5 separate regions of the Mus musculus genome follow, and all the other regions are linked to region 3. A link is a loop called in an ENCODE intact Hi-C map of the cell type or tissue named here. Cell type or tissue: heart. All regions are shown on one strand. Each heading gives the region's core, and the rest is flanking DNA. Links, peaks and the distances in the headings are about the cores only.

Region 1 (5,776 bases), core at 656-5,655, 120 kb after region 3:
ACTGACCCCACTTGTTGGGCACGGTTTAGGTACTTAGTATAAAATGATGCCTGTAGTTTTTATTTAACAAAACACTTGAGACCATGGTTTTACTAAAACAACAAGAACAACAACAACTACCCTATGCTAGGAGATGGCTGGGTGTTTGCTCTGCAGGCATGAGGGACTGAGTGTGATCCTCAGAACCAATGAGAGGATGGTGGGTGGAGTGGTGCACATTTGCAATCCCCTCAGCAGAGAAGCAAAGACAGGAGGATCTCTGGGGCCTGCTGACCAGCCAGCTTAGCCTAGTGGATGAACTGCAGGCCAGAGAGATCCTGTCTCAAGCAGTGAGTGGCCTTCCTGAGGAAGATGCCAGAATGTGTCCTTGGACCTCTGTATGTGTGCTCATGCAGTTGAATGCACACTTACATGTGAATTGTGCACACACACATGGGAACATTCTCCTCTGACACCTGACATCTCTTTTTCCTTCCTGATCTATTCATAAATTTTGACAGTTTAGCCTTTTGTTTTCTGCCTTGTGGTGCTAAGGTTGGTACCAGGGCCCTGTACATACTAGACAGGCACTCTACCACTGAATTACATCCCTAACCTCCCTCTTTCATCTCCTTTCTCCTCCTCCTCCTTCTGGAGAGGGGGGCAGGAGAGACAGAATCCCTCACTTGGCTGATCAGGACCAGACTGGCCTCTAAGTGATCCACTTGGCCGCTGCCTTATTAGCTAGCTTTGTTATACAGTCCAGGACACCTGTCTAGGGATGGACCACAGTGGGTTGGCCCTCCTGTATCAAGACAATCATGCCCACAGAATAACCTAAATAAGACAAGTACACATTTGAGATTTTTTTAAAAAAAAATGTGATTCTAGGCTGTTTCAAGTTGACAGTTAATGTCAACTAGGACAGATAGATGAGTGGATGGATAGATAAGTAGATGGATGGTTGACACATGGGTGTATAGGTGACATGTTGGTTAGTTTTTGTCAACTTGACACTAGAGTAATCTTGGAAGAGGAAACCTCAGTTGATGAATTGCCATCAGACTGGCCTGTAGGCTAGTCTGTGGGGGCATTTTCTTGGTTACTGATTGATTCAGAAGGGCCCAACCCACCGTTGTGGGTTGCCACCCTTACACTGGTAGACCTGGGATGTGAAAGAAAGGCTGAGCAAGCCAGTATGCAGCACTCCTTCATAGTCTCTGTTTCAGTTCCTGCCCTGCCTGAGTTCCTGTTCTAACTTCCTTCCCTCAGTGATGGACTATAATTTATGAGCCAAATAAGCAGTTTTCTCCCCAAGCTGTATTTGATCAGTTCTTTTTGTTTTGTTTTGTTTTGTTTGTTTTTCGAGACAGGGTTCAGTTTTTTGATCACAATAGGAAGCAGATAGATGGAAGAATGGATGAACAGATGTATGGCTAGATGAGTGGGTGTATGGGTAGATGGGCAGAAGGACAGATTGGTGGATTGGTGGGTAGAAGATTGACAGGGGAGTGAATGATGCTGTGTAGATCCATGCGTGGGTAGAGAGTTGCAGGGTGGATACATGGTTGGAAGCTGGGTTGAGGGTGAATGTGTGTTGGACAGGGCTTGACGGGTGTTTCTAAATCGGATCTCCGCAGCTGACTGGCGGCCGAGCTGCCTATGAGTCCTGGAACTGTGTATCCTGCTTTCTTGATCAGCTAACAGGAATACGGGGCGGGGACGGCCTGGAATAGGGCGGGATCTTGCGTGGCCCCGGATGCGGCCCCGCCTCCGCGGAACCGGAAGTGAGCGGGCACAGGGAGCGGCGGGGCGCGGCGGGAGCCTGGTGGACCCTGCTGGTGCGGTGAGCGGGGGATGGGCGTCCTAGAGAGCTGCTGGGGGACAGGAAGGGTGTGGGATGATGAGTTGTCAGGGTGCCGGGCCTGGACGGGAGGTTGGGGTACAGGGTCTGGACTGGGCCCAGGTGATCCGAGTGCGGGGCAGGGTCGGGGCCCAGGGGTGCAGGGCCAGGATCTGTTGGTCGAGGCCTCGGAGTGTAGGGCTGGGACCCCTGAGTCAGGATTCCAGGCCAAAACCCGGTGTTCGCGGTGTGGGGCCGGGATTGTGACTTGGGGTGTGTGGCTGGGGTCGGGCGTCGGGACCCGGGCTGCAGGGCTAGGATCGGGGGTTGGAGTGCAGTGCTAGGAGGGGGAACCGGGGTGCAGAGTCAAGGCCAAGGGTTCGCGGTGTGGGTCCGAAATCGGGGGGTTGGGGTTGTGGTGTGGCGCTGGGATTCGGGATTCGGGGTGTAGGGCCAGGATTGGAGGCTCAAAGTCCCGGGTCGCAGGGTCTGGATGGGGACGTCGGAGCCCCGGGTATTGGGCAAGGATCGGAGGTTTCGGACACCAATGCTGAGCCGTTCATCCCGTCATTTGTGGAGTAGCTAGGGGTGCACAGCCGGTCTGGCTCTGAGGGGGCGGGCCCTAGGACACAGGCCCTAGGAATTTTGGACATAAAGAAAGGGGTGGGGTTTCAGAGCAGGAACCCAGGATGAAGTGCTAAGTCGGTTTGGGGTGTTCTAGGTCAGAGTGCATAATTATGGGTCTGTGGTAGTCAGAGTACCAGAACCTGGGAAAAGAATGTAGACCTGAGGCCTGGGAGATGCTGGTGGGGGTAAGGGGACTTTGCTTCTAGAATCTAGTGGAATGATGAGGGCCTGGGGGAAGCTGGTGGGCCTGGGGAGCCTGGGGTTCCAGAACCCAGTGGAATTATGAGGGTCCAAGGACCTGTAGGAAGTTGGTAAGGCTGAGCAGCCGGGTTCCAGCATTGGTCTCTAGTCCTCAGGACTGGGCTGAGAGGCCAACATCTGAGGAAAGGCCTGGGCACCTGAGGGAAATTTGCAATGGGGTCAATGGAAATCCAAGCGCCTAGCTTGCTTCCTGGAGCTAAGGAGCCTGGAATCCAGCCGCCCCTCCTCCTGGGTGTGTGCCCAGTCACTGCAGAGGTGTTTGGGCCTGGTATGTTCCTTTGTTTCCTCTTGGTCCGTGTGAGGGATGGGGACTTGTGGCCAGGGAGAAGGAATTCCCTGTTGTGCCCAGTGAAGCAAGCAGAGGCTTTAGCCCTTCCTAGTGGTTTGCCCTGGCTGCACTGCCTGGGCCTTGCCAGTAAGTAGCCCAAGCTCCAGTAAGTCCTCACCACCCAGTAGACCCTCACAGTCAGAACTTACAGCCCACCCCCCACCCCCCTCCCCCAGCGTCCACCAGGGGTCAGGCCTCTGCTGGCTCACCCAGAGTGAGTCACCAGTTCAGGCCCTGAGTCAACACTGCTTCTCTGTTTGACTGAGAAGGTTGTCACCAGAAGTTTGAAGGAGGGAGAAGCAGCTTTTGTGGGAGCTTCAGATGTAGAAGAGTGCAGAGGTGGGGTTGAAGAACTGATTGTGGTACTAGGTCTCCAGAGCACCCTGGGCCTTGCTAGACAGCTTCTCCACCCAACTTTAGCCCTGGCCCTAGAGCTGACCTTTAATTGAGGGCTTATGACAGTTATGCCTTTAACACCTTGTAAAATGCCAGGGAATTTAATTGGCCCTTCAGACTTTGACCTGTTAGTCGGGAAGGCACCTGGCATAACTCCGCACCGTCCTGAGCATCCTTACCTCCTTGTGCCCCTGGTCTTTGTCCTGGGCATGGTCGTGTCTGCCTACCAGCTTGTCTCTTAATGGAGTCCTGGGCAGGCTAGCCTACTCCGTCTGTGCACTGGCCTCCATAGGCATGGGGTGGGGGTTGCCCTTTCCATAACAACTCCTGACCCAGCCACCTTTGCTCCGCTGCGCTATAGGTATCAGGTTCAGGGCCTCAAGATGGTGGATTCCTCCATCCTGTGACTAGGTCCTCTCTGACTGAGCTTCGTGCTGGCTGTGTGGGGCTGAGTGGCTTTCTCTGTCCCCGTCTGATTTCTATCAGCTTTATTGATATTTCACCCTACACGTGATCACCCGATTGAAGGGTTCAGTGGTTATCGATGTATTCAGAGTTGTACAGCCATCACCACAAACAGTTTTGGCCTTCTCAGAGATCTACATAGAATGTGCATGCCCATGGTCCCAGTGGCTGGGAATGCTGAAGCAGAGGACCTTAAGACCAAGGAGTTCTGGCCAGCCTAGGAACAAACCTGGAGTCTGTCTGTCTGTATGTGTCTCTCTTTCTACTCCTCCCTCCCACTCCCTTTTTGGTGGTGGTTGGGATGCATTTGAGACGGATCTCTATAGCTTTGATTAACCGGAAACTCACTACGTACACCAGCATGCCCCCTACACTTGCAGCCATCCTCCTGCCTCCTGAGTGTTGGGATTATAGGCTGTGGGCACACACTATCAAGCTGGGCCGCTCTGCTCTGTCCTTTAGAAAAGAACGAAACTGGATATCTTAGCCTCGAATTTCCCCTGATTAGCTCTCCTCTCAGCCCTCCTCCCACATTGCCAGCACCCCCCACATCCCATTTGCTGGGGATCAAGTACAGAGCCTCGAACACACAAAGCTTGTATTCCACCCATGAGCTCCAGCCCTGCCTTTTTCCTCCGTTTCCTTTTTTGTTTGTTTTGAGATGAGATCCTTCCATTGAGCTCCTATGTTTAAGTGTCATTCCCCCAGTCCCCTATCACTGTGCCTGGCATCTTTGTTATTAAACAGGTTAGCTATCTTTTTAACTAATGATTAGTAAGTGCTCTTTATATATTCGGAATCCATTATTTGAAAACCATTCTTCTTCCACAGGTCATCCTGTCACGTGTTTGCTTCTTGGCAGGGTCTCATTCTGTAGTCCAGGCTAGCCTCAAACTCTACAGCCTCCACCTCAGCGCCCTGAGTGCTGGGTTCTAGTTTATATGCTGCCATACAGGTTCTTGTTGGTTTTCTGGTGGTTATCTTTTGAGGAACCAAAAAACATTTGAGCATTTAGATGAGAAGGCTCAGTGGGCAAAGGACACTTGCCACTGAGCCTGACACCTTGAGTTCAGTCCCTGGGACATATGTGGCAGGAAAGATTCAGGCTATCTATCCTCCGACTTCCATAAGCACACCACAGCACACTTGTTGCTCCACAGACCCATACATGGACACAAACAGACACATCCATACACATAGACACATAAAGGCAGACAGAAAGACATACACAGAGTACTTCCCAGTGTGTTTATTCTGTTTTTATATCCTTGTGTTCTTTTTTTTTTTTTTTTTTTTTTTTTTTGGTTTTTCGAGACAGGGTTTCTCTGTAGCCCTGGCTGTCCTGGAACTCACTCTGTAGCCCAGGCTGGCCTTGAACTCTGCCTCCCAAGTGCTGGGATTAAAGGCATGCGCCACCACGCCCGGCTGTATATATATCCTTGTGTTCTTAACATAACATCTGAGATGTTATCAGCAAATTGCAGTCAGAAGCATTCATGTTCATTTCAGTCCTTTGGTGTGTGAGAGATGGGTACAGGGGCCTTATTTAGATCCCAGATTACACAGACTTATTTTTCAGTTGGTTGTTTTCGTGGTTCTGAAGTTGAGAACATTGAGCATACAGCTAGGGACATGGCTGGGTTGCAGAGTGTTTGTGGAGTAAGACCCCGGTCTCAACCCCAGCATTGCTGCTCACTGGCTCCATATCTGGCTTTCCACATGGATTCTGGGATCAAGTGCAGGTCATGAGGCTTGTGCAGCAAGCACTTGTATCTGCTGAGCCATCTCCCAGCCCTGATGAATGGGCTGTGACTAGTGGGTTTTTTGTTTGTTTGTTTGTTTGTTTGTTTTTTTGTTTTGTTTTGTTTTTTTAAAGG
Region 2 (5,776 bases), core at 301-5,300, 320 kb before region 3:
TAGTAGCAATCCAAACCTGGCCATGAGGACCGCTCGCTCTACAGTGATTAGCCTGGATCCACACATTGTGTTAGAAGGAAGAACAGCAAGCTAAAACGAAGGCGGGTCATTTGCTCTGATTTTGGTTCAAGAAGAGACCCTAGAAGTATAAATAGGTTTCAGACCGGCATTAAGCGGTCGGGCTCCTGGGATCACACGACAGCCCCGGGTGATGTAATGTTTTTCCTTGTGTGCCCTGGATCTTGTCACTGGAAAATGTGCTCTTTACCTTTGTGAGCCTTGGGTAAGCCTTCCATACTCAGTGGAGGAAAAAAACAAAAACAAATTCTTAACAGGAAGCCATTAAATAACCGTTCACTTTAAATGAATGCTTCACAGAGAAGTGACGACATAATTGGGAAGAAGAGGTAACTGGGAGAGGAACCAAGGGTCCCTGAGCCATTTGGGCTTTCTCCATAAGCCCTCTTCCTGAAAATTGCCAAAGGAAGTCCCAGGAAGCCTGTCAGGAAATCCCATTTTCTCCATGCCTGCTAGGGAACCCCTTACAAGCCACAGCACACCGACAAAGGGTGTAAACGGGTGCATTGCTGAACCGCTTCCAGGTTGAAGAAGAGTCCTGGCGAGAAAGGGCTGCAAATAGCTTGGGCAGAGTGGCGTTGACTAGGGTTGAGAGTGTCAACTGTGCTCTGCCTAACTGGGGCTGGGCTCTGGACACTCCAAAAGGGGAAAAAGAAGTTGAGCCGTCTCCAGGAGTAACCTCTGTGAGCCTAGACTGTTCTTGGAGAGGTCCTGCTCTGCTTACATAGCAGCAGAGAGACTTGGGGAGCCGGGACCTGCTGTGCACCCATGAGACATCATGACTACGGTAGGAAGGGTTAATTTGGCTCCGGCTATAGGAGAGTGCAGTCTACTTTGGCGGGTAACCCTTGAGGGTTGGGCCGGGCTGTGGTGGCACATAGCCCTTTAATCCCAGCACTTGAGTTCGAGGCTAGCCTGGTCTACAGAGTGAGTTCCAGGACAGCCAGGGCTACACAGAGAAACCCTGTCTCAAAAAAAAAAAAAAAAAAGGGGGGGGCGTGGTGGCGCACGCCTTTAATCACAGCACTAGCAAGGCAGACGGATTTCTGAGTTCGAGGCCAGCCTGGTCTACAAAGTGAGTTCCAGGACAGCCAAGACTACACAGAGAAACCCTGTCTCGAAAAACAACAACAACAAAGACCTGAGGGTTGGAAGAGCCGAGTCAGTCACTGGAAGCAGGAGCTTGCAGTAGTTTCTCACATCTTGGGGATCAGGAAACAGAAAGCCGGACCCAGAACCCATACCGTTCAAGGCCCACATCCCTAAGGTCAAACTTTGTAAGACAGCCCTACCAAATGGGGAAGTATTCCAACCTGAGAGCTTGTGGAGTACACTTCACCATCAAGCTGGGATGAAGGTTCTGAAGTAGTACACCCAGTGGGATGTCAGTGTGGACCCTGAGATTCTACTTCTCCAGCAGGGACAAAGGTGCCACCGTGAGGCAAGCGGCAAAATAGACCTGAGACATGAGGATGGGGGGTAAAGTGGGGGGAAAACAGAGAGCATCTGCTCACAGCCTACTGGCCAGAGTTGATCACATGCTTCACCTCAAACAGCAAGGAAGCTTGGGAAATGGAGTTCGGGATAGTGGATCAGCGTGTTATTATTGTAGTTCTTCCCTTAAACCTTGGCAGTGCGTGGCTTCTCAAGTTTAAGAAGGCGAGAGCCGTCTGTTGTGTCAAAGCCTGTGATCCCAGCACTTGGCAGGTGCAAACAGGAGTGTAAGGAGCTAGCGGTCATGGTTAAGGATTGCCTGGACTATGTGAGACCCTGTCTCAGAAGAACAAAAACCGGGAGGGAGGAAGGAGGAAAGTGAGGGACTGCTTAGCTGTTGTGATAAGAGCAGTGTCTTAGCCCAATTAAACAAAACACCACAGGGATCTGTCTATTAGATTTCTCCAAAGTTGCCAGTTTAGCCGGGCATGTTGGCGTACACCTTTAATCCCAGCACTCGGGAGGCAGAGGAAGGCATATTTCTGAATTCGAGGCCAGCCTGGTCTACAAAGTGAGTTCCAGGACAGCCAGGGCTATACAGAGAAACCCTGTCTCGAAAAACAAAAACAAAGTTGCCACTTTGATACAGTAAAGAAAGCATAACTGAACATTGACACGGCACCACGGAGCTAACCCTCTAGACTGAGAACCACCACTCTCAACCTTCCTAATGCTGCTGCCCTTTAAAACAGTTCCTATGTTGTGGTGACCCAAACCATAACAATATTTTCATTGTTACTTCATAAGTGTGATTTTGCTAATGTTATGAATCTTAATGAAAATATCTGGGCTTTCAGATGATCCTGTAAAAGAGTAGTTCGACCCCACAAAGGGGTTGCAGCCCACATGTTGAGAACAACTAAATTCCCAAGTACCCTTGGTGCTTCTCTTTTCCGCCTCTAGAGGGAAGGCTAGCCAAGGTGACTGCCTTTGAACTTTTTTGTATTGCTGACTGGGCGCCTGGTGTGCGCGAAATGACGTCAGCATCTGTATTTATCCCTGCCTTATCTCTGGTTGTACGAATAAGTACTCTAAATAGTAAATAAATTTTACTTTGGGTTTTTGTTTTTCGTTTTCTTTGGGGGGGGGAATATTTTGTCAGTTTGGGTTTTTTCCTTGTTTGCTTATTTTAATTCTTTTTAAGTTTATTAGGGGGGGGGGGTCAGTCCATGGCATGTATGTAGAAGTCAGAGCACAATTTGCAGGATTGTGCTAACACAATCCACCATGTGAAGATCATGAATCCAACTCACGACATCCGGGTTAGTGGCTAGTGTCTTAACGTTGCTGTGCTGTCTCCTCCAAGACCCTTTTTTGCTTGCCCTTTAAGACAGGGTTTTATGTAGCACAGGCTAGCCTCAAACTCACGATGTAGTCAAGGCTGGCCTTAAACTCTTAATGATCTCAAGTCAATCTCCTGAGTGCCGTGGTGACAGGTGAGCCACCACCACAGCAAATTCTCGATGCATAGCACCTTGGGGTTGTGGGAAGGAACTAAACACTCTTTAGCTGCCTGTGGGCTCCCTTCACATAGTAGTTCCTTCGGAGAACCTTTGTTTGCCTGGGCATTGTCTGAAGCTATAGGCGAGTAGAAGCAGTCGCCACCCTCAGATCAAACTGCACTAAGGGTCCAGCATGTCTTGCATCTATTGGATCCGCATCCTGTCACCTCTCAGCTTGCAGGTTCTGAGCCCACGGGACACTTTTGGAAGCGCAGGCATCCTCGCGCGGCGAGTTCGGTGAGGGACCACCAGGAGGCGCGCTTGCGTTTCGGACGCTCTGAGGCGCCGCCGATCGCGGTTTCCCTGCAAAAATATTCAGGTCTCATTTCTTTCTTTCTGCCCCTAGCCACGACTATAAGGGTCGTGGAAGAGTCGAGCTTTACTTTTACAACTAGGGAGGGATTTGGCTGATATCACTCAAGACACACCCTGAGATTCCTTGCCCGCCACAGCTGGACACTCAGCCAGCAGACACACTGGGATCCCCTCAGCTCAGGGCATGTCAGTATACCCAAGATGTCCAGACTGGCCCATGCTGGTCACTGCAGGCTGCGCTGCCCACCTCCTCACCCAGCCTCCAGATGTGACACCATACCACAGGAGGCACACAAACCCCTTGGCCACTCTAGGCCTCCACCTTCCTGAACCGGGTAAATGAGAGGACGGATGAGTATACATGCTTATTAATGTCTGCTAGGACTGCCAGAACAAAATCTTATGAAGGGGTAGGTCAGGTGGCAGTGTCAGCCCTTGAGGTCAAGGTGGGCAGGCCTGGCCACTGAAGCCTGTGTCCTCACAGACCTATGCAGAAACCCTGGGTCATCTTAGTTATCTCTTTAATTTTTGGTTTGTTTGTTTTTGTTTTCTGAGTCAGGGTTTCACTATGTAGTCCTAGCTATCCTGAAACTCACTGAGTTGACCAGACAAGCCTCGAAGTCACAGACATCCTCCTGCCTCTCTATCTGCATCCCTGGTACTGGAATTGAAGCCATATGCCACCACACCAGGATTTTTTTTTTTTTGACAGTCTCTATATAGATCAGAACAGGCTAACTTCAAACTTATCTCCGCCCACCTCTGCCTCCTGAGTGCTGGAATTGAAGGAATTTTTATATTTAAGTGTGTGTGTGTGTGTGTGTGCATGTGGATATGAAGACCTGAGGCTGGTGTCAGGAACCTCCAACAGTCTTCCACTTAATTCTTTGAGGCAGTGTCTCACTTACACCCAGAGCTCACCAATATGCACAGCCTCTCTAGCCAGCTTGTTCTGGGGAGCCTCTGTCTATGCCTTCAGAGGCTGGAGATACAGGCAGGCGCCACACTTACCCAGTGACAGTGGTACTGAGATCCAGTCTTCATGACCTGGACAAATGCTTTAACCCCTCTCCTTTTTCTCCAGGTCACGTGAATTCTATTTCCGCTTTCCTCCTGCTCCTTTAAGATCCCTTCCTCTCCTCTCATGACCTCCTGTCTATGACACACTGACATAAAATGTAGCCAGGTGGTGGTGTCGCACGCCTTTAATCCCAGCACTTGGGAGGCAGAGGCAGGCAGATTTCTGAGTTTGAGGCCAGCCTGGTCTACAAAGTGAGTTCCAGGACAGCCAGGGCTACACAGAGAAACCCTGTCTCAAAAAAAAAAAAATGTAATTATGCATGTGCCTGTTTTGCCTGCATGTTTGTATGTGCACCACATGCATGCAGTACCCGAGGAGGCCAGTAGAGGCTCTAATTCCCCTAGAACTGGAGTTACAGTTATAAGTTGTCAGGTGGGTTCTGGGAACCGAACCTGGGTCCTCTTCCAGAGCAGCCAGTGATCTTTCGTGCTGAGCATTCTCTCCCTACTCCACATACACAGGTTTAAATCTGGGTTTTGTGTATGAGAGAGAACACACACTGTTTGCCATTCTGAGTCTGGTTTCGTTTTTCATAATTTTATTTATTTTGTGTATGTACACATATATGGAAGTCAGAGGACAACTTTCAGGAGTCAGTTCTCTTTTTACCCTGAGGATCCAGGGATAGAACTCAGGCATCTGGCTTGGTGGCAAGCCACTTTATTCAATGAGCCCTCTTGTTGGCCAGAGTCTGTCTTATTTCATTAACATGATGATTTCCAGTTTACTCCTTTCCCTGCAACATCCCCCTCCCCAGCTCCTTTTAAAAGGTTTTTGGAAGAAAAGAAAAAAAGGCGGTTATAGAAAGAGTTCTTCCACCTCTCTTATCCCAAGGCAACTACTTCCTCTCTCTCTCTCTCTCTCTCTCTCTCTCTCTCTCTCTCTCTCTCTCTCCCTCTCTCCCTCCCCCCTTCCTTTTTTCTTTTAAGATGCTCTGATGGAACCCAGAGCCTTTTGCTTGCTCCACTGTGGTCCACCTCTGAGCCCCATCCCTGACAACTCTGCATCTTATGCCTTCTTTTGGCAATGGTCTTTGCACTGCAAGGCATATATGACACACGTGTTTGTACCCATTCTTTCTTGTACAGCTGATCTGATCTGATCTTCCTGCTTGTGACACTGTGGTACTGTAACCACAAGGCTTGGCAGTCATCATGAGAGGCCAGCCTCGAACCTCTGTGAGTTCACGAAGGAGGTGAGGTTTTCCCCCCAGCCATCTACACTTCCTGGATCAACAACAAGTCTCCAGGGTCTGCTCTACATGATGCCATACAAGAAACCAGGAGTGGGCAGCAGACACAGGGCG
Region 3 (5,776 bases), core at 267-5,266:
TTTTTGGTTTTTCGAGACAAGGTTTCTCTGTATAGCCCTGGCTGTCCTGGAACTCACTCTGTAGACCAGGCTGGCCTCAAACTCAGAAATCTGCCTGCCTCTGCCTCCCAAGTGCTGGAATTAAAGGCGTGCACTACCACCGACCTGAGAACATTCAAGAACACTCATTTCTTCTGTGGCCAGTGTCTGAATTGTTCTAGATGGTCCTGGGATGCCATCTCCCTGTACTGCGTGCGTGGGCTGTGCAAGTGTTTGTGTGTGCCTCTGAATGTGCACATACATGTGTATACTTGTGGTGCTCATGTGTGCCTGTGTGCATTTGTGTCTCCATGTTCGTATTTGTGTGTACACATGCACATGCGGACCTGTGTGTACACACAGGTGTGTGTGTATACGGATATGTTTCAGAAGTGCCTTGTCTTATGTATCACTCACTTGCACATGCACACTTTGGTATGTGGGTGTGTTTATACACACTCCACACAGGCATTGGTGTGTTTGCGTTCATGTTCACACACTCTCTCATGTTTGTATATGTGTATGTGTACATTTGTGCGTCTGTGTGCAGATGTGCTTTTGTGTTTGGGTGTGGACAGGTGCACTTGACCCTGCTAGGCATGAGCTCTGCCTCAGTGGAGATTACAGTTGGCCATTAGCTGCTTGTCCCACAGCCTCACAGCTAAGGCACCATATAACCCAGCGCAGTAGAATCAGCATCACACATTGTCTCCAAATCCCATGGGGAGCAACTTTGTGGGACCAGTGTATGTGAGTGGGCAAGTGGGGACATTTATTTAAAGATCTGTCGCCCATATTCACCATAATTTCATAATACAAGAGTTCTTTCTAACACCCCAAAATGCCAGTAAAGCATTAATCACCTAGCTATGGAGTCTGCATACCATTTAGCCCTGGAACCTCCCCAGAGCAGCAGCAGCCTCTGATGCCCCCTACTGTTGGCACTCCTGCAAACCATGTAGAAAGCTGCAGCTCCTAATCTAACTCTGCCCTAGCCAGGGGGGCTGATGGCATGGACACCTTTAATCCCAGCACTCAGAAGACAGAGGCAGGTGGATCTCTGGAGTTCAGGAGTTCAGGCCATCGAGAGCTACATAGTGAGACCCTGTCTCAAAAAAGAAAAACCTGTTTAAGCCCTGGAACATTTCCTTCTCGTCTATAGGATCCAGACAGGACATCAGCACAGTTAGCATTGCAGGGTCCCTCTTTTGAAGCCCGCTAGGGTACAGAGTAAGGGTCTAGAGCTGCACTACATGCATGATGTCTCAGACCCCTTACTAGCTCTGGACAGAGGTCTCCTAACAGAGCCTCCTCCCCACTCTGCAGAACTGACATAGCATTTGCAGGGACAGAGTGAACATATCCCCTCCCCCTAGATGGCACTACTGAGGGTGTCATGTGTTGACTCAGAAGACAAACCCCACAACCATATCATCCCACAAGGAGGTAAGATGCCAACAGCTTAATGAACACGGGTGAGGCTGTCTCGAGTAACTGCACTGGGTACAAGCAGTGAGAGCCCAGAAGGAGGTAGAGCGAACAGGAAGAGCATGTGCAAAGGCCCTGAGGTGGCCCTAAGGTGCCTAATAAGTTCTGAGATGAGAGAGGCAAGGGGGTAGCAAGATAACGAGGAGGACAGAAGACCAGTACTGACCCAGGCAGAGCTCTCCGGCTTCATGGAGACTGGACATGATAGCCTGGACTTTAGGAAGAGGAGGATATAGCACATCAGTGGAGTTTGGTTAACACTAGGGATTAATGCCATGGCTGAGGGGGAAAATAATGAATGGGACCAAATAGAAGGTTGCAGGCAGGCATACAATAAGCCTAGCATGAGGTGAATGGAGAATGGTTAATATGGCTCAGGACCTGGTGACAAAAAACAACCCCAGACAGCCAGGGGTGTTATTTTAAATAAGAATTTAGAGGCTTAGAGAGGGCTACATTCACCCAGCAAGCTGGCTGGAAAACCATCTCTTCAAACTACAACTTCCTACTTAGGCTTGAACATTTCTACCATTGCAGGGACTTCATGGGTGGAGCGAGGTAGGGAAGGCCCTAGGTCTGCAACTTCTGTGGGGTTTTTTTTTAAGATTTTCTTTTATTTTTAATTGCATGTAAATGCTGTGGTTAATCTCGGGTTCCCAGGAAGAGCAGCAAGTGATCCTAACCATGGAACCATCTCTCTGGCCCCAAGTTCTCCAAGTCATACTAGGTGCATAATGAGTCTTGTCAGACCACAGGGACAGTTTTTGTGGCCTGATACTTCCAAAAGTGGGGCCTGTCCTGGTTATAAGGCAGCTCCAGTTGATCTACACCACTGGTTCACATCTTACTTGCTTCTAAAATTTCCTAAATAAAAGTCCTGGAAATCTGCATTTAAATGTTCAGATTTGTCCAGGCCTGACGGTTCATGCCGGTAATCCCAGCACTCAGGGGAGACATGCAGAACACTATGGCTCCTCCGAAGCCTTTATCCCTTCATGTCCCATACTCAGCAGCCTCTTCACTGACCACCGTGCTGACTCCAAGCCAAGACAGGCACTGCTGGCCTCTTTCTGTTGGTGGCTGCCGCCCTCTGCTGGCAACCCTGGGATCTGTACCCAGAGAGCATAAACCAAATCCTTGGTGCAAATGATGCTGCTAACAGGAGCCTAAAGTTTCAGGTCTGAAGGGGACTCTGTAGACTGAGTTCCAGGTTGGTCCAGACACGCCAAGTCCCCAAAATCCAAGGCAGAACTGCAGTGCCAGCCTTGACTTTGGGCCCTTCCTCTTCAGGGCTCTTTAGTTGTTGAGTGTACAGGCCCAGATGGGTCTTCTGAGGCATGCCAGGCAGATCTTCCAACCTGGGGCCTTATCTTCACTACATCTACAAAATCTTTTTCACTCAGCAGGCCTTCATGGCCTCCATCCAGGGGCCAGGGCTAAGCCTGGGTGTCACAGGTTGAGAATTAAGATACGGGTGTCTAAGATGAGGCTTCTACAACGCTGCCCATCCCTGCAGCGGAGGTTCCACGTTCCCTGATGGACATGGCAGGGGCATACCTTTAATCCCAGCATTCCAGAGACAGAGGCAAGGGGATCTCTGTGAGTCCAAGCCATCTAGAGGTACATAGTGAGACCCAGCCTCAAACAAACAAACACAACAATAACAACAACCTCTGCAAGGAAAGGCAAGGGATGGCAGAGCTGAGGAAAGCTCCCACCTAGCATTAGTGGAGCAACAACACTCAAGAAAAGACAAACTTGGAGACAGACAACCCTAGAGAGGAAGGCAAGAGTTCTAACCATCATCAGCACAAACAAGGGTGAGTTTACCTCCATGAAACCAGTAAGGGATGTTCAAGCTCTCCCTCCTTCCCTCCTTGTTTCTCTCCTCCCTCTCTCCCTTTGTTCTTTGTCTTCCTTCTTTCCTCTTCCTCCCATCCTGACTCCTATCCACCCCCTTTCTTTCTCTTCCTTTCTTTACCTTTTTGTTTGTGTTTGGTTTTGTTTTAGACAGGGTTTCTCAGCCTGGGCTGACCTAGAACTCATTCTGCAGACCAGACTGGCCTCGAACTCAGACTTCCATCTGCCTCTGCCTCCTGAATGCTAGGATTAAAGGCGTGAACCGCCACAGCTGGCTCTCTTCCTTCCTTTTGGTGTCTGTTGGGATGGCCTCCGGCTCATCTTGGTTCAGGGACTTTCAGTGCTCCTCCCTCATGAAGAACTTCTTTCTGGAAACCTTGTTCTCCCTGCTGTAGGAGCAGCCAACGTGGAGTATGGTGGCATGACTAGGAATTGCATATGCTCTGGGCATTTCACAGCTGTGAGGTGGGAACCTGGCTCTGTAGCACCCTGCTTCTGTATGTCCTCTTCTCTTCTGGACAAGGATGGTGGAGGCCATTCTTGAGAGGCGTGTTCTGGTCACCGCCACCAGAGAGGCTTTTTCCCCTTTATTAGCACAATGGAAAGAAAAATACATGCACCTGATTTTATCAAAATTATGAACTTTTAAATTGCAGGATCTTATGAACAGACTGGAAAAGTAGTGCACATGATGTGGAGGTGTTTACAGAACACACATCTAACAAGAGATTGACATCCAGAACAAAAATAAACTGGACCTGGTGGTGCACACCTGGGAGGTGGAGGCAGGGGGATCAGAAGCTTAAGGGTCATCCTGAGCTACATGGTGTGAAGGGGAGTAGTTCTGGAGCAGCCTGAACTACATGAGATCTTGTCTCAAAAGAAACTACCATAGAGGAAAAACTATAGACTCAACAACTATAGGCTCTCCAGGGAACCCCCAGACTTTCAAGATTGGATTCTGACTATTGAGGTTTCCAGCTTCTGGGATTGAATCTCCTCTGCATTTACAGGATACATACACTCAGCCCCCTCAAGTAAGCCAGTCCAGTAAATTCACTTCTGTTGGTCTGCTCCCCTAAAGAGCCCTCCCCCAACCTAGTAAAAATGTGTTCGTGTGTGTGTGTGTGTGTGTGTGTGTGTGTGTGTGTGTGTGTGTGAGAGAGAGAGAGAGAGAGAGAGAGAGAGAGAGAGAGAGAGAGAGAGAGAGACTGTAGTGCCCAGCAGAGACCAGCAGAGGGCCCCTGATTCCCCTGTCTGTAGTTACAGACAGTTGTAAGCAGTCCTGCATAGTTGTTTGCAACCAGACCCAGATCCTCTGGAAGAGTAACAAACGCTCTTAACCTCGAGCCACCTTTCCAGCCCCATTTGTCATTCTATACAGCCTCAGCTGTCTGTCTGGGCTACAGCGTGAGACCCTGTCTCAAAAATCAACCAAAGCACTGAACTTTAAATGGGTGAATTATAAGTCAATCTAAAAAAATATAAGTCAACCCTGCTGGGTATGCTGTGCATAACTGCGCCCCACTAACCTGGAGCTCAGCCATTCAGCTAGAGTGCCTGGCCACTGAGCACCAGGAATCCATCTGTCTCTGCCAAAGTTGGGGTTTCAGATGGGCACCTCCTTGTTCGTCTTTTTATGTGGACACCAGGATCTGAGCATGGGTCCTCAAGCTTGGGCAACAGGCACTTTTTAACTCATGAGCAGTACTTGGGTGTGGCTGTGGAATCAGTGTATTGTTAACGAAAGCTCAAAGCAGGGCAGTTAGTGTCTCTACAACCTCCGGCACACATCAACTTTTTCTGATGACAATATTCCAAATCCTCTCTTCTACTCATTTTAATATACATATTATTGGCCTGGGGGAATGGATTGGCGGTTAAGAGCACTGTGTTGCTCTCACGGAGAACCTGGATCCACACAAGAGTTCACATCCAAACGGAACTCTAGTCCTAGGGGTATCCATGCCCTTTCCTGTCCTCCGTGGGCACTTGAAGACCTGTAGGAGCACTAAACCACCTACAAATGCTCATACATATACCAAGGAATATTTAATGGTTTTTATATGTACGAGTATTTTGTCAGCATACCACAAGTGTGCTTGCCAGAAGAGGATGTCAAAGCCCCTGGAACTGGAATTACAGATGGTTGTAAGCCATCATGTGAGTGCTGGGAATTGAATTCGTGAAGGTCCTCTGTAAGAATTGCCAGTGCTCTTAACCCCTGAACTGTCTCTCCAGCCCATAAGTAACTCCATCCATCTCTCTCTCTCTCTCTCTCTCTCTCTCTCTCTCTCTCTCTCTCTCTCTCTCTCTTTCCTTCTTTCCGGTGATAGAACATGATCTGGCAGCCGTAGGCATCTGCAGCTGCTCTTCCAGCCCCCCCCCACACAGTAGGGCTGCGCAGCTC
Region 4 (5,776 bases), core at 200-5,199, 310 kb before region 3:
GCAGGCGCAGGGCAGGCACAACCCACAAAGCAACTGGGCGCTTGTGGCGTGGGGCGCACAGAGTTACTGCTCCGACAGTGGGGTGGCTCCGGGCACGCGGCCTTATATACGTTTCGTCCCGCGGGCCCCGCGGGTAGGTGACCCGGGCATCAGAGCATTTCTCCTCCTAATTGCATCAAGTCTCCGCCCCCCGCACACACCCATTCAAGCCCCAACCCAGTGACCCCGCCCAGGCCGGCCAGATCTGGCAGAGGAGGAGCCCCCCCTTTGCGACCCTGGCCTGGGGAGCAAGTGTTCAATGCACAGTATCTTGGTGGTTATTGAATAGGCTATTTTAATTTTACTATTAATTATTGAGGTCTTCAGGCCCTGGGCTTTCAGAGGGATGCGCGTGGGACAGTCACAGAGACTAGAAGGCACGCAGAGCTCTGCCTCCGTAGCCCCCTGTTTGAGTCTTGAATCTCTCCTTTAGCACGCTATCGCAGATCCTACCCTCCCTCATTCTCCCGGCCCCAGACCTAGGCTCCCTTTTCATGGATATTTGCCCTACAAGGTGGAGACCTCGTGAGAACGTGTCGCACGCACTAGGTGGCGCTTCAGCCCTAGTTTCGGTCTCCAATGTGCTGCCAGTCGCTGTCTGCACGTCCTCTGCCTGCCTCGCGCGTGGACTCCACAAGTGGAATGTCACTGGGGCTGCGACTTTTGAGAAGGGTGGACTGACCAGCGTGCAGAAGCACGGCAGGCCGCGGGATCCCCTCTTGGGTCGATGATCAGGCCCTTGAGTCTGTGCGCGGGGGACAGCTGCGTACCGGAGAGGAGGGGGCCAGCTAGGAGCAACGGTGGACGCTGCTGGCGGCCGGTCAGGTGGGAGGAGAATGGGGGCTTCTCCTAGAGCCGCTCTTGCAAAGAAAAGGAGGCAGCCTGCAGAGAATTCCCCTGCCTGAAAGAAAGGGTCCTCGCAGGGGGCTTTGGCTCAGCGCTTATCCTTTCTCATTATGCCTCCAACCCCCCAACTCCTGTATGTGGGGCCCCAGGAGGCTGGTTTGGGTAAAAAGGTACTGGCCTAGCTCCGTGGTGATGGGAGGTCTGTCTGCAGGGGCGGGACAGCAGAGAAATGGCAGATCTGATGAATCTCAATGAGGAACACGCCACTTTCAGACGCCATCAGTGACTGGCATTAATGACGGAGCTCTGGGAGAATGTCATCAGGAAAGCCTTTACAAAAAGACATCACCGAAGGCTCTCAGGACCGGGGACTCCCATGCTGTGAGGCTTGTTTTAGAGAGCGATGTCTCCTGTAAAATCTAATTACTTCTCCCTTGTGATTCTCAATCGACAGCGCGGGCTATTAATCTTAATTGCCTTCTCCTGACGCTTTTGTTTTAATGTCCGTGATAAATGTGGGGTACCAGGGAGGTTGGCAGAGGCTTTACTGAAGAGTCCCCCCAAATTGGGCTGGAGGGTGGCATGCGGGTGGCAGCACCCCATCCCCACTCTGCGCCCTTCTCAGGGACTCCCAGAAGAGTTAGAGATGTTGGTAATGGAGTGATCAGAGGAAAGTCTGTTGGGTCACTGGGGGCCGCCATAAGAACATTCTTCTCCAGGGCGGGTTTTACTTCCACCTCTGAACAAGGTAGAAAATGGGACTCTGGAAAGTGACAGAGCGCCCCCAAGGATGCACATCGTAAGAGGTGAAGATGGAGCCTTGTTTGTGACAAAGGCAGGATGGCCTGTCTCAGAGCACAGGAGTGACAGTGGATCCACAGATGGCTACTCCCTGGGCACATGGTGAACTCTTGCCAGTTACATCAGCCTGCTTTTGGGCTTAACTTGTGTTGTTTGGAAGAGTAGACATAGGAGTCCTAAGATCTCTCTGTGTATAGAAGAGCCTGTGCTTTTCACACGGAGAGCGAGAGTCTATTAAGTGGCTTTTTATAATTACAGCAATGTGGGAACGAATCGCAGGGTGTGAGGTGGGCGTGCCCAGGAAATTCTGATCACCACTCCTAGGTTTTGGGGATATCCCCCCTCCCCGGGAGAAAATTGAAGGAAAAGAAAGAAAGAAAGAAAGAAAGAAAGAAAGAAAGAAAGAAAGAAAGAAAGAAAGAAAGAAAGAAAGAAAGAAAGAAAGAAAGAAAGAAAGAAAGAAAGAAAAGGGAAAGCGATTTTTTGCAAGCAGGGGGCGCTGTTGTTACTTTATAGACTCTCTTGATGAAAGAGAAGGTGCCTGCTGCTTTCTGCGGCCTCTGGATGCAGATCTAGTCCCCAGGAATCTCCAGAGCCTGTGTGGTGCTGAGACTGGGTTTCTAATCTGTCATCTCAGGGACTGTGTGGTATGGGGGGGAGCAGTGGCAGAACTCCTGTGGCCTCTGCTGTTTTCTCGGGGCCCATGCTGGACAGATGGCCAGAAGGGCTTGGTTTAGGGGCTTTTTTGTTTGATTGAAAACAAACAAAAACAAAACAAAAGGCCACAAAACTTTTTATTCTTTGAAAGTTCCATATATGGGGGCGGGGGGGGTATATGTGGGTCTATCTGTGTGTGTGGGATATGCTGATGAATGAAGACAGAGATGCCAGAGGTGTGATGAACCCCTGGAGCTGGGTGTGAGCTGCCCCGATGTGGGTGCTGGGAAATGAATTAAGGCCCTCTGGGAGAACGGTAAACTTCTTAACTGGGGCTAGAGAGATGGCTCGGTAGTTAAGAACACTGGCTGCTCTTCCAGAGGTCCTGAGTTCAATTCCCAGCAACCACATGATGGCTCACAACCATCTGTAATGGGATCTGAAGTCCTCTTCTGGTGTGTCTGAAGACAGCTACAGTGTACTCGTCATATATACTTACATACATGAAATAAATCTCTTTAAAAATTAAAAACAGGCAAATAAACTTCTTGGGTTTTTTTGTTTGTTTGTTTGTTTGTTTGTTTTGTTTTTGTTTTTTGTTTTTTGAGACAGGGTTTCTCTGTGTAGCCTTGGCTGTCCTGGAACTCACTCTGTAGACCAGGCTGGCCTCGAACTCAGAAATCTTCCTGCCTCTGCCTCCCAAGTGCTGGGGTTAAAGGAGAGTACCACCATTGCCCGGTGCAAACAAACTTCTTAACTGCTGAGAACTGCCCCGACCCCCCTTCTCACGTCCTGATTTTGGTTTTTGGTTTCTATTTTGCTTGGTGGTTGTTATTGTTCTGGAAGTCACCATGAGACCCAGCCAGGCTGGCTGTGATCTCAAGGCAATCCTCCTTCCTGCCTCCGCTTATCATGTGCTGGGATGACAGGTCTGAGCCATCAGTGTCAAACTTAGGAAAAGAGTCAGAAGGCCAGGCCACAGCCAAAGGGGAAAGATGGGAAGAGTGTGGCTATAGGTACCAAAATGTCCCATATCATGAGTGTGGGAGTAACATTTGTTAACGCTCTGAGAGGGTTGGCAAGATGACTTAAAAGATACAGGTGCTTGATGAAGACGGAGCTCACTCCCCAAGGAATGGGAGGAGAGAACTGACCCCCACAGGTTCTCTTCTGACCTCTGAATATGCACTATGGCATGGGCATAACAGGCACATAAGTAACTGTGCCCTTCAAATCAGGTTGGGGGGGTGGAATTTGTGTAATTTCTAAATTTTTACAGAGCGAGCCGTGTTCGAATTTTAAAGATGCATTAATTTTGAACCTGCTATATATGTATATTTTTTCTTTTTCTTTTTTTTTCCCCATTGTCGAGACACACTACATAGAATGTGCCCAGCAAACTGTTTTCCGGGTGTTTCAGGGCCACCATACTCATGTCATGGTGGAAGTATGTGTCACCAAGTGTCTCCAGGACTCTTCTCAGCTTGGAAAATGGAAACTTGTGAGAGGGTATATTTTATTTTAAATCATACCTACAAAAATCGGTTGGGAAGATCCCTTGGGTGTAGTGGAAATAACCTTTGACCCAGTGTCTCCATCTAGAAAATGCAAGAGGACATTGCTGCAGAGCTTCTTTGAGAATGTGGTGTCTTGCCCTCAACTGGAGGAGGCTGGGCCCACAGAGAATGAAGGCAAGCCAACCACAGGCAACCCCGGGTCTGTGAAAACTCACAGTCAGTTATCCCTGAGTTCACCACTAAGGGCTCCCATCCCCATGGCGATGTGCTCTGCTGATGGGCTCGTTTCATGCTGGCTTCCCAAGGGCACCAAGGGCAGGCCAGGGTATGAGAGCCAATGCCCAGTCGAGGTTGTGCAGGGTGCCATCCCACGGCCATGAGAAAGGTCAGGAGGAGAAATAAGGATCCACTAGCCGGATGGACAAAGGGCTTTGCCTCCTCTGCTCCTTATCCTGTGTCCCTTTAGGCTGCTTTCCTCTGAGCTGTGCTGGCTGTCAGTCATTTAGATGGAGACTCTGGAGTGCAGTGCTAGCCAGAGCTCAGAGGTTACCTTCCTGAAGGCCAGTGTTTAGGATGCCAGTGAGCTAGGGCCTGTGAGGCCCCTAACTTACATGACTCAGTCTCCTGCTGTCTGCCTGCAGAACTGGTGCTGGTGATGTTGCTAGGAGCCCAGCAAGGTGGGTGGAGTCACTAGGGTAGAAATGCATCCCTGTGGGCAGAGCAATCTCCCCATTTCCAGTGCCTGATTCCCACGCCTTCTGTTTGTTTTAAGAGATCCTTCTGGAAGTTTCCTCACAAGCCACTTAGAGTCACAGTCTCTGTTCCTCTTGAACTAGGGCCTGGTGGCTCTACGTGTGTTTATATGACATCCCTAGGGATACAGTGCTGAAGTTTGAGTCATGTTCTTGCCCTGATGATATAAGTAACTATGGCCAGAGACACACTTGGCACCATCTGAAGACTCTCCTGAAGGGCAGCATGGTGTTTTTCCTATTCCAGACCAGCACCACCATCCCCCCATACCTCCCAAGCAATGTTCAGCCTCTATGAGAATGGCTACAGCCATTTATGGACACTGTCTATCTTCTATTGATGCTTATGCCAAGCAGAAGGGGACAATTTTCTCCACACTGGCCACTGGCAAGCAGCAGGGCTAGAATCTCAACACAGGGCCACTGGCCTCTGTATGGATACCTCCAAGAGTGGAGAACAGATGACCATTGACCAACAATGACTTCCATGGATACTGACTCCTCAGAGCACCCAAGGCAGGAAGCCAAGGCTCAAGACATGAACAAGAGTGAGATGTGATGGTGCACACCTGTCATTCCAGCACTCCAGAGGTAGGGCAGGAGGACCGGGAGTTCAATGCCTTTCTCGGCTAGATAGACAGTTCAAAGCTGGGCAGTGCTGGTGCACACCTTTAATCCCATCCCTTTGGAGACAGAGGCAGGCAGATCTCTGTGAGTTCAAGGGCCAGCCTGGCCTACAGAGTGAGTTCTAGGACAGCCAGGGCTATGCAAAGAAATACTGGCTTGAAAAAACAAAACAAGCTGGGCAGTGGTGGCACACACCTTTAATCCCAGCACTTGGGAGGCATAGGCAGGTGGATTTCTGAGTTCGAGGCCTGCCTGATCTACAGAGTGAGTTCCAGGACAGCTACACAAAGAAACCCTGTGTGTGTGTGTGTGTGTGTGTGTGTGTGTGTGTAAGAGAGAGAGAGAGAGAGAGAGAGAGAGAGAGAGAGAGAGAGAGAGAGAGAGAGAGAGAGAGAGGCTGGAGAGATGGCTCAGCGGTTAAGAGCACCAACTGCTCTTCCAAAGGTCCTGAGTTTAATTCCCAGCAATCATATGGTGGCTTACAACCATCTGTAATGGGGTCTGGTGCCCTCTTCTGGTGAGTTTGAAGAGAGCAAT
Region 5 (5,776 bases), core at 379-5,378, 96 kb after region 3:
TGGCCACTTCATGTGCACACAGGGAAAAATGTAATTTTGAGAAAGAACCTGTGGGGGGGGATAGAAGCCACATCTGGTGTGTGCTAGGATGCAGTTTGCCCACTGTGCTGGCTCCCCAGGACTTTAAAATATTCTTTTTTGTCTTTGCTCAGGTTGTCTTGGAATTCACTGTGTAGACCAGGCTAGGCTTGGACTCACAGAGATCTACCCTCCTCTGCCTCCTGAATGCTAGGATTAAAGGTGCACCCCATTACCTGCAATTTTGGGGGAGGGGATACCATTCTCGTAGGTATAAGGACACTCAGCACCAAATATCCACCTGCCAACATGTTTGTGTTCTTTCTGGCCAGGGTAAAAGGGTGTGATGCCTAGTGCTACATGAACTTAGGTTTGAGGACTACTGGGTGTCACTCAAGCTACTGGTCATTCTTTGAGAGGAGGTGGGATTCTCTGGGATAAAGGGCTCAGCCAGCTCCTCATGCAGGCACTCTGTAGTAAACACAGCTAGTGTGCTATGAATGGTGCCAGCAGCTGGAGCCTGGAAGAAGGTGGTGAGCACCTGTTGTGTTTTAGAAACCTGTCAAAGCTATCTACTAACTGGTTCTTTTGAATGTCTCCCTCATAGGCACGAGCTGCTGGAGGAGGCCCGCAGGCAAGGCTTGCCTTTTGCACAGTGGGATGGGCCCACAGTGGTAGTGTGGTTAGAGGTGAGTCCTCTTCACGTGCTGCACTATAGGAACTCAGCAAGGCCTCTCACACTTGCCTGATGTTCTGGCCCTCTTGTTGTCATGTCTAGCTCTGGGTTGGGATGCCTGCCTGGTATGTGGCTGCTTGCCGAGCAAATGTCAAGAGTGGTGCCATCATGTCAGCCCTGTCAGACACTGAGATCCAGCGGGAGATTGGCATCAGCAACCCCCTGCATAGGCTGAAGCTGCGGCTGGCCATCCAAGAGATAATGTCACTGACTAGCCCTTCTGCTCCACCCACATCCAGGACGGTAAGTCTCCCGTGAGGTGCTCTTATGCTCAGGGAGGAAGGACTGTCTCCTGGAAGGCTTTCTTATAGGTCGTTGTAACCCCCAGAAGGTCTCATTTAAAACATGGCTGCAGATGCCTTAGAACTTGCTTGTATGAATTGGATGACCCAAGACTAGCAAGCATTTTGGGCTAGGATACAGATTTATGTACAGTACCTGCTTAGCATGTGAAAGGTACCAGTAACCAGCACTGGACAAAGGTTTTCATGAAAGCCTGGCTGAAGTTGAGTGTGAGGTCCATTTGATCTAGTATGGGAGTATGAGGGTCCGAGCTTTGAGTCCAGCAGTGAGACCCTAATCCAGTTAAAAATGAAAGCTTGTCTAGAAAAACCTCAAGAAGAAAGGTGTTTAAAGGTAGAAATTGTTTCTTAAAAACCTCACATGTGGGACTGGAAAGGTGGCTCAGCAGTTAACAATACTGGCTATTCTTCCAAAGGAGCAGAGTTCATTTCCCAGCACCCACATGGCAGCTCACAACTGTCTGTAACTCCAGTTCCAAGGGATCTGGCATCCTCACACAGACATACATGCAGGCAGAATACCAAAGCACATAAAAATAAATTATTTAAAAACAAAACAAAAAACCCTCACATGCATTTATTGTACCTGTTGTCCCGAGGGCTTCCGTGCAGGAACTGAGGAGTGTATACTCTATTATCTATACTCGCACTTCCTGCCTTTTGCCTTTCATGCCTGATGACCCCGGACCATGCAGAGTTGGACTCTGCATTCACACAGAGTGAGCAACTTGCTGAGCAGGTTACACATTCCCCTGTGACTTCTTCACAGTGCAGCAGTAGGACAGTAGGGATCCAGGGTCTCTGACTCGACAGGGATAGCTGCTGGCCTGGGCCTGTGGCTGGTCTGTCACAGAGGTGGGATTGTGCCTCTTTATCTGCCGTATGTCACAGAACGGTGTGCTGGACCGTAGAACAAGGGAAGAACACTTAGACTTACTTTGCTGAATTAAAATTCACTGGCATCCAGCCCCTGCCCTCCTTAGTCTGTGAACTCTGCCCTGGCATGGGCTCCATGGCAGCATGTAAGGAGTGAGCTGCTTGCATTTTCTCTGGAGTACTAGCTCTGCAGAGCACTTTGGATGTCACTAGTGAGGAATAGCTGCTGCCACCCAGTGTCCTGGTCACCAGAGAATGTATTTTTCTTCTCACTGGACAGTAATTTTTCTCTGTAAAAATCAACCAAAGGGGAAAGCCAAACATGACTGTATTCCTGACTACCTTGAGTGATTCTGGAGAAGCCCTCAAGTACCTTTGAGATGCCTTTTTGCAACCCTCACCCTAACTCAAACTTACTTTAAAGTGTTGGAAAGTTTTTTTGCTCTCTGTGGGATGAACCCTGGATTCTGTCTTCAGCTGTGGCTCAGAGCTCTTATCCAGAGAATGATATTTGTTGCCACAATCCCTCCTGTTCCCTGATAGTTTCATGTCAGAAAGGCATGTTTATTGAGGCCCCTCCAAAGTCTTTCTCCGCTGTGCTTGTACGGGGAGCTCCCACCATCTTAGCTTGGAAGTGTTCCCTCCACACTATCAGGCACAGGCATAGATTCCTCCCTTGAGCTTATAGTAACAAGCATATAGACTTTGGTCCTGTCTCTGGTTGTGTCAGGGAGACAGCCAGGACATGGTATGGTTAATTTTGGCCTGTCTGGGCTAGTTCCTTGGTGTATACCTGCCAGCTGGAAGAGGGGCCTTCTGCTGCTGTTGGAATGAGGTTGCTTATGGGAGGCATTCCTTTAGGAAGTACTGGAGATAAAGCCCAGGGCCTTGCGCTGATAGGCAGCTCTGGCACTGAGCCCTATCTCCAGTCCAGTGAGATTGTTGTAAGAGAGTGAGCAGAGTTCTGAGAGAGCCAACATTTCTGGAAGTCTAAAATGGGTGTTGTTTTCTTTATTTATGTACCCCAGGGGCAGACACAGCAGCCCAGCCCTGGAAGCTGTGAGCTCTTCTCTGCTGAGCAGTTGCTGCCAGAGTATAGCTTCTGGCAGGAGGGCTGGGCTCATGTGGCTTTTTATCTTTTTCTGTGAAGAGTGGCCTTTGCCTCAGGCTCCTGTGCCTGAAGTTTATTTGTGTGCCCTCTCCTCTCTGTCATGCTTCCCTGGCCCTGGGATATGGCTGGTGCACTGGGTACCTTAGACCACAGGAAATGTCTGGTTGACACATGAAGAGATGGAAACGCTTACAGCCACGCCACAAACGGTTAGTCACTGCAGCCTGCGTTCTCAGGGCACGTGTTGTGTCAGACCAGCTTGGGCTTTGGCCTTTTCTGTTGGGAATGAAGGTGTTAATGTTCAGTTGTTTCACAGACATGTCCCCTCTTAGGTTATCAACTAAGTGTACAAACTGGAGTTTGTTTTGCTTTAGTTTTTTCTTTCCAGGATCTTACAGTTGCTGCAGATGTGCTCATTTAGATAGAATTGATTTGCCCTCGGGACAGAGCTCAGTTTAGCACCCGACTCTGATAGTGGAACCCAGCTTTTCCCTCTTACTGATATGCTGGCATGGAAAGGGTGTGTTTCTTGCATGAAAACCCCAGGCTGCTGGTGCTGCACAGACTGCATGCTGCTGCGATCCCAGCATGCTCATGTGTCCAACCATCCATGATTGCCTGCTTGCCTTACCATAGCTTACAAACACTAACGGTTTGTTCTTTTGCATTCCTAACCATGTAACATCAGGAAGACGAGGAGGGAAGCTGGGCTCAGGTTGGCATCTTTCTCTACCTACCTACCTTCACTGTGTGGCAACAGAAAGTTTCTGGGATGGTAAAGCTTGGAACTTGTCTTTCTGGATATTCTTAGAACCCCAGTCTGCTCTGTGTGGTTAAAGCCCAGGGCAGGCTTGGCAGCGTCTCATGGACAACTTTGAACATTTTCACAGGAGCCTTTGTGGTGGCTTTTCATGAGCACAGGCTTCTGTCGATGTGGGGTCCTTCACACAGGAGCCCACACCTTTTAAGAGTGCGTGCAGAATTCCCTGCTGGGACGACTTTAGGTTTCAAGATCTCCTGGTAGAGAAATAAAATTTGCAAACCTTAGAAACATTATGCCTTTCCTGTGTCTCTGTGTTGATGTCTTACTGAGTGCTGCCCTAATACTGAATAGATTTAAAGATCTCACTGGGGGAATTCTAAGAGGTGAGGCTTCTTCCTGTCTCATGGGTGTTTGCATTTTCCTGCTAACGTTTTTATTACATTTAGGTATTTGTGTTTATCTGTCTGTGTGCACATGCCATAGTGAGGTCAAAGAACAATGCAGGAGTGTCAGTTCTCTTCCCCATGTCGGTTCCAGGGAGGAACTCTGTTTTCAGACTTGCTGGCCAGTGCCTCTGCCCACTGAGCTCTCTCACTGTGTTTGCACTCTCAGTCCCCAGTTCTTTACTACCCAGGGAGCTCTTCCTAAGTGCTTTGCCATCTCGCATTCAGGCAGCTCAGGTGAATGACAGTTGTTCCGTCCCTGGATTTTAGCAGCTTTATTGCTGAGGTTGAGCTATGGGCCTGGGCAGGTAATATTCTTAGTTTTCCCCACCACAGGCAGCTACCTCTGTCTATATCGATGTCACTGTGATGCAGAAAGGATACAGGCTCTGGTCCACTGCTCTTCCTTTACTTTGCTTCTCCCTGCCATTACTCAGCCTAGCTAGCAGTTCCTTACAGAATGGGCAGTCAGGATGGTCAGCTGGATACTTTCTGATGATCACAGGGCACCTCACATGTCCACACACAGTGATTCTAGTTCTTTGTAGAAATAGATGCTTGTCTCAGGCTAGGAAGTGTGAGCAGCATGCTTTGCAATGGAGTGTGAAAGAAGGGGCTTGTATCACTCGCTCGCAATTCTCTTCCCAACTGAGCTGTTAGGCAAAGACTTCAGCCTGCTCTCCCACACAGGATAGACTGTGGACACTGAGGAACCATTAATAAGAGGTGTGGCCATGATCCTACTTTGTAGCCTAAGTTTTGCTTAGTCTGGATTGTATCTGTGCTGTGCAGCGTTTTCCTCTGTCCTAGGGCATCTGGCTCTGTGTGCCTCCCTTTCCTAGGTTATCTCAGCATCCTAGGAGAAAAGGAGAGCTCCCTGGACTGAGCCCTCGCTGCAACGGCCACCACAAAGAAGTGATTGGTGTGCTTGGGAAGCATGCAGATGGGACAGTGCTGCCTCATTTGGCCCTTTCTTTATAGGATCTTCTTCATTCTGCCCTTCCAAGAATGCAGACCCAGGCCAGAAAATAGCTAAGGGTCCCAGTGCTGATAGACAGTGACATCTTGTGATGATCTAGAGTGCTTAGGGACAGTAATAGAATAGTTCTTTTAGTAGAGTGTCTTTGTGCCTTGGCTGGAGCAGGTGAGCAGTGGAGGGAGGCTGTTTCTATTTCCCAGCATCAAGTCACCTGCTCTCTTTGCCTGCAGTGTGCTCATTTCCACAGGACAGACCTGTTTAGTCACTAGAAGTGATGTTTTTAACCTAGGTTTCCAGTTGGTTCTTAGTCTATAGAAATGGGTCCCTGTTCATACTGCTTAGCACCACCCGGGTCTTGGCCTGGGGGCTGTTGTGCAGCTTCCTGTCTCAGTTGGTCCTGTCCTTTGTGAATGACAGGGCTGACTGACTTCCTTCCCTGCTCGATGGTTTTGTGTGTCTTGTTGCCTTGTGCTGGTGGTTCAGTGCTGGGAGTTACTGAGGGCACAGCTGCACTTCTTGTGGGTAAGCATTCAGTTCTTCCCCTCCGC

What was found. Peaks named below come from ENCODE experiments on the same cell type or tissue, not always from the same donor. Only the 100,000 strongest peaks of a DNase experiment are listed, where the experiment ranks them.
Region 1: a loop joins it to region 3, with 2.6 times the contacts of the local background. A loop is called at or near these places in 6 of 42 quality-filtered maps.
Region 2: a loop joins it to region 3, with 10 times the contacts of the local background. A loop is called at or near these places in 36 of 42 quality-filtered maps.
Region 4: it touches region 3 in a loop (16-fold over the local background); 36 of 42 quality-filtered maps call a loop at or near these places.
Region 5: a loop joins it to region 3, with 2.3 times the contacts of the local background. A loop is called at or near these places in 4 of 42 quality-filtered maps.

What each region holds. Positions count from the first base shown.
Region 1 is chr7:144,466,738-144,472,513 of GRCm38, reverse strand. Cttn (cortactin) reads left to right here and starts at 1,579. Exons shown (of 18, transcript NM_007803.5): 1 at 1,579-1,825. In heart, for the core only: a CTCF peak has its summit at 3,140; DNase peaks (open chromatin) are centred at 1,733 and 2,923; H3K4me3 peaks cover 2,739 bases; H3K27ac peaks cover 2,376 bases.
Region 2 is chr7:144,904,731-144,910,506 of GRCm38, reverse strand. It overlaps Gm39119 (a long non-coding RNA gene), which reads left to right. Exons shown (of 3, transcript XR_870078.2): 1 at 1-865; 2 at 3,249-3,393; 3 at 5,559-5,776. Among named protein-coding and RNA genes, the nearest start is that of Gm39119, 2.9 kb to the left of the region's middle. In heart, for the core only: CTCF peaks have their summits at 2,459 (motif pointing right), 3,315 (motif pointing right) and 4,788; no DNase peak of the experiment used is centred there; H3K4me3 peaks cover 724 bases; H3K27ac peaks cover 640 bases.
Region 3 is chr7:144,582,656-144,588,431 of GRCm38, reverse strand. No RefSeq gene overlaps it. Among named protein-coding and RNA genes, the nearest start is that of Fadd, 3.1 kb to the right of the region's middle. In heart, for the core only: CTCF peaks have their summits at 952 (motif pointing left), 2,603 (motif pointing left) and 4,629 (motif pointing right); no DNase peak of the experiment used is centred there; H3K4me3 peaks cover 52 bases; H3K27me3 peaks cover 1,503 bases.
Region 4 is chr7:144,890,834-144,896,609 of GRCm38, reverse strand. Gm26793 (a long non-coding RNA gene) reads left to right here. Exons shown (of 2, transcript XR_003946907.1): 2 at 1-2,489. It overlaps Fgf15 (fibroblast growth factor 15), which reads right to left and starts at 78. Exons shown (of 3, transcript NM_008003.2): 1 at 1-78. RefSeq lists a cis regulatory region at 212-226, enhancers at 1,067-1,099, 1,120-1,471, 929-1,471, 1,446-1,492 and a promoter at 1-3,653. In heart, for the core only: CTCF peaks have their summits at 576 and 2,188 (motif pointing right); a DNase peak (open chromatin) is centred at 579; H3K4me3 peaks cover 1,833 bases; H3K27ac peaks cover 670 bases; H3K27me3 peaks cover 3,558 bases.
Region 5 is chr7:144,486,673-144,492,448 of GRCm38, reverse strand. Ppfia1 (protein tyrosine phosphatase, receptor type, f polypeptide (PTPRF), interacting protein (liprin), alpha 1) reads left to right here. Exons shown (of 32, transcript NM_001195086.1): 22 at 626-707; 23 at 797-997; 24 at 3,190-3,252; 25 at 3,732-3,758. Among named protein-coding and RNA genes, the nearest start is that of Cttn, 19 kb to the right of the region's middle. In heart, for the core only: no CTCF peak of the experiment used is centred there; a DNase peak (open chromatin) is centred at 3,018; H3K4me3 peaks cover 320 bases; H3K27ac peaks cover 2,815 bases.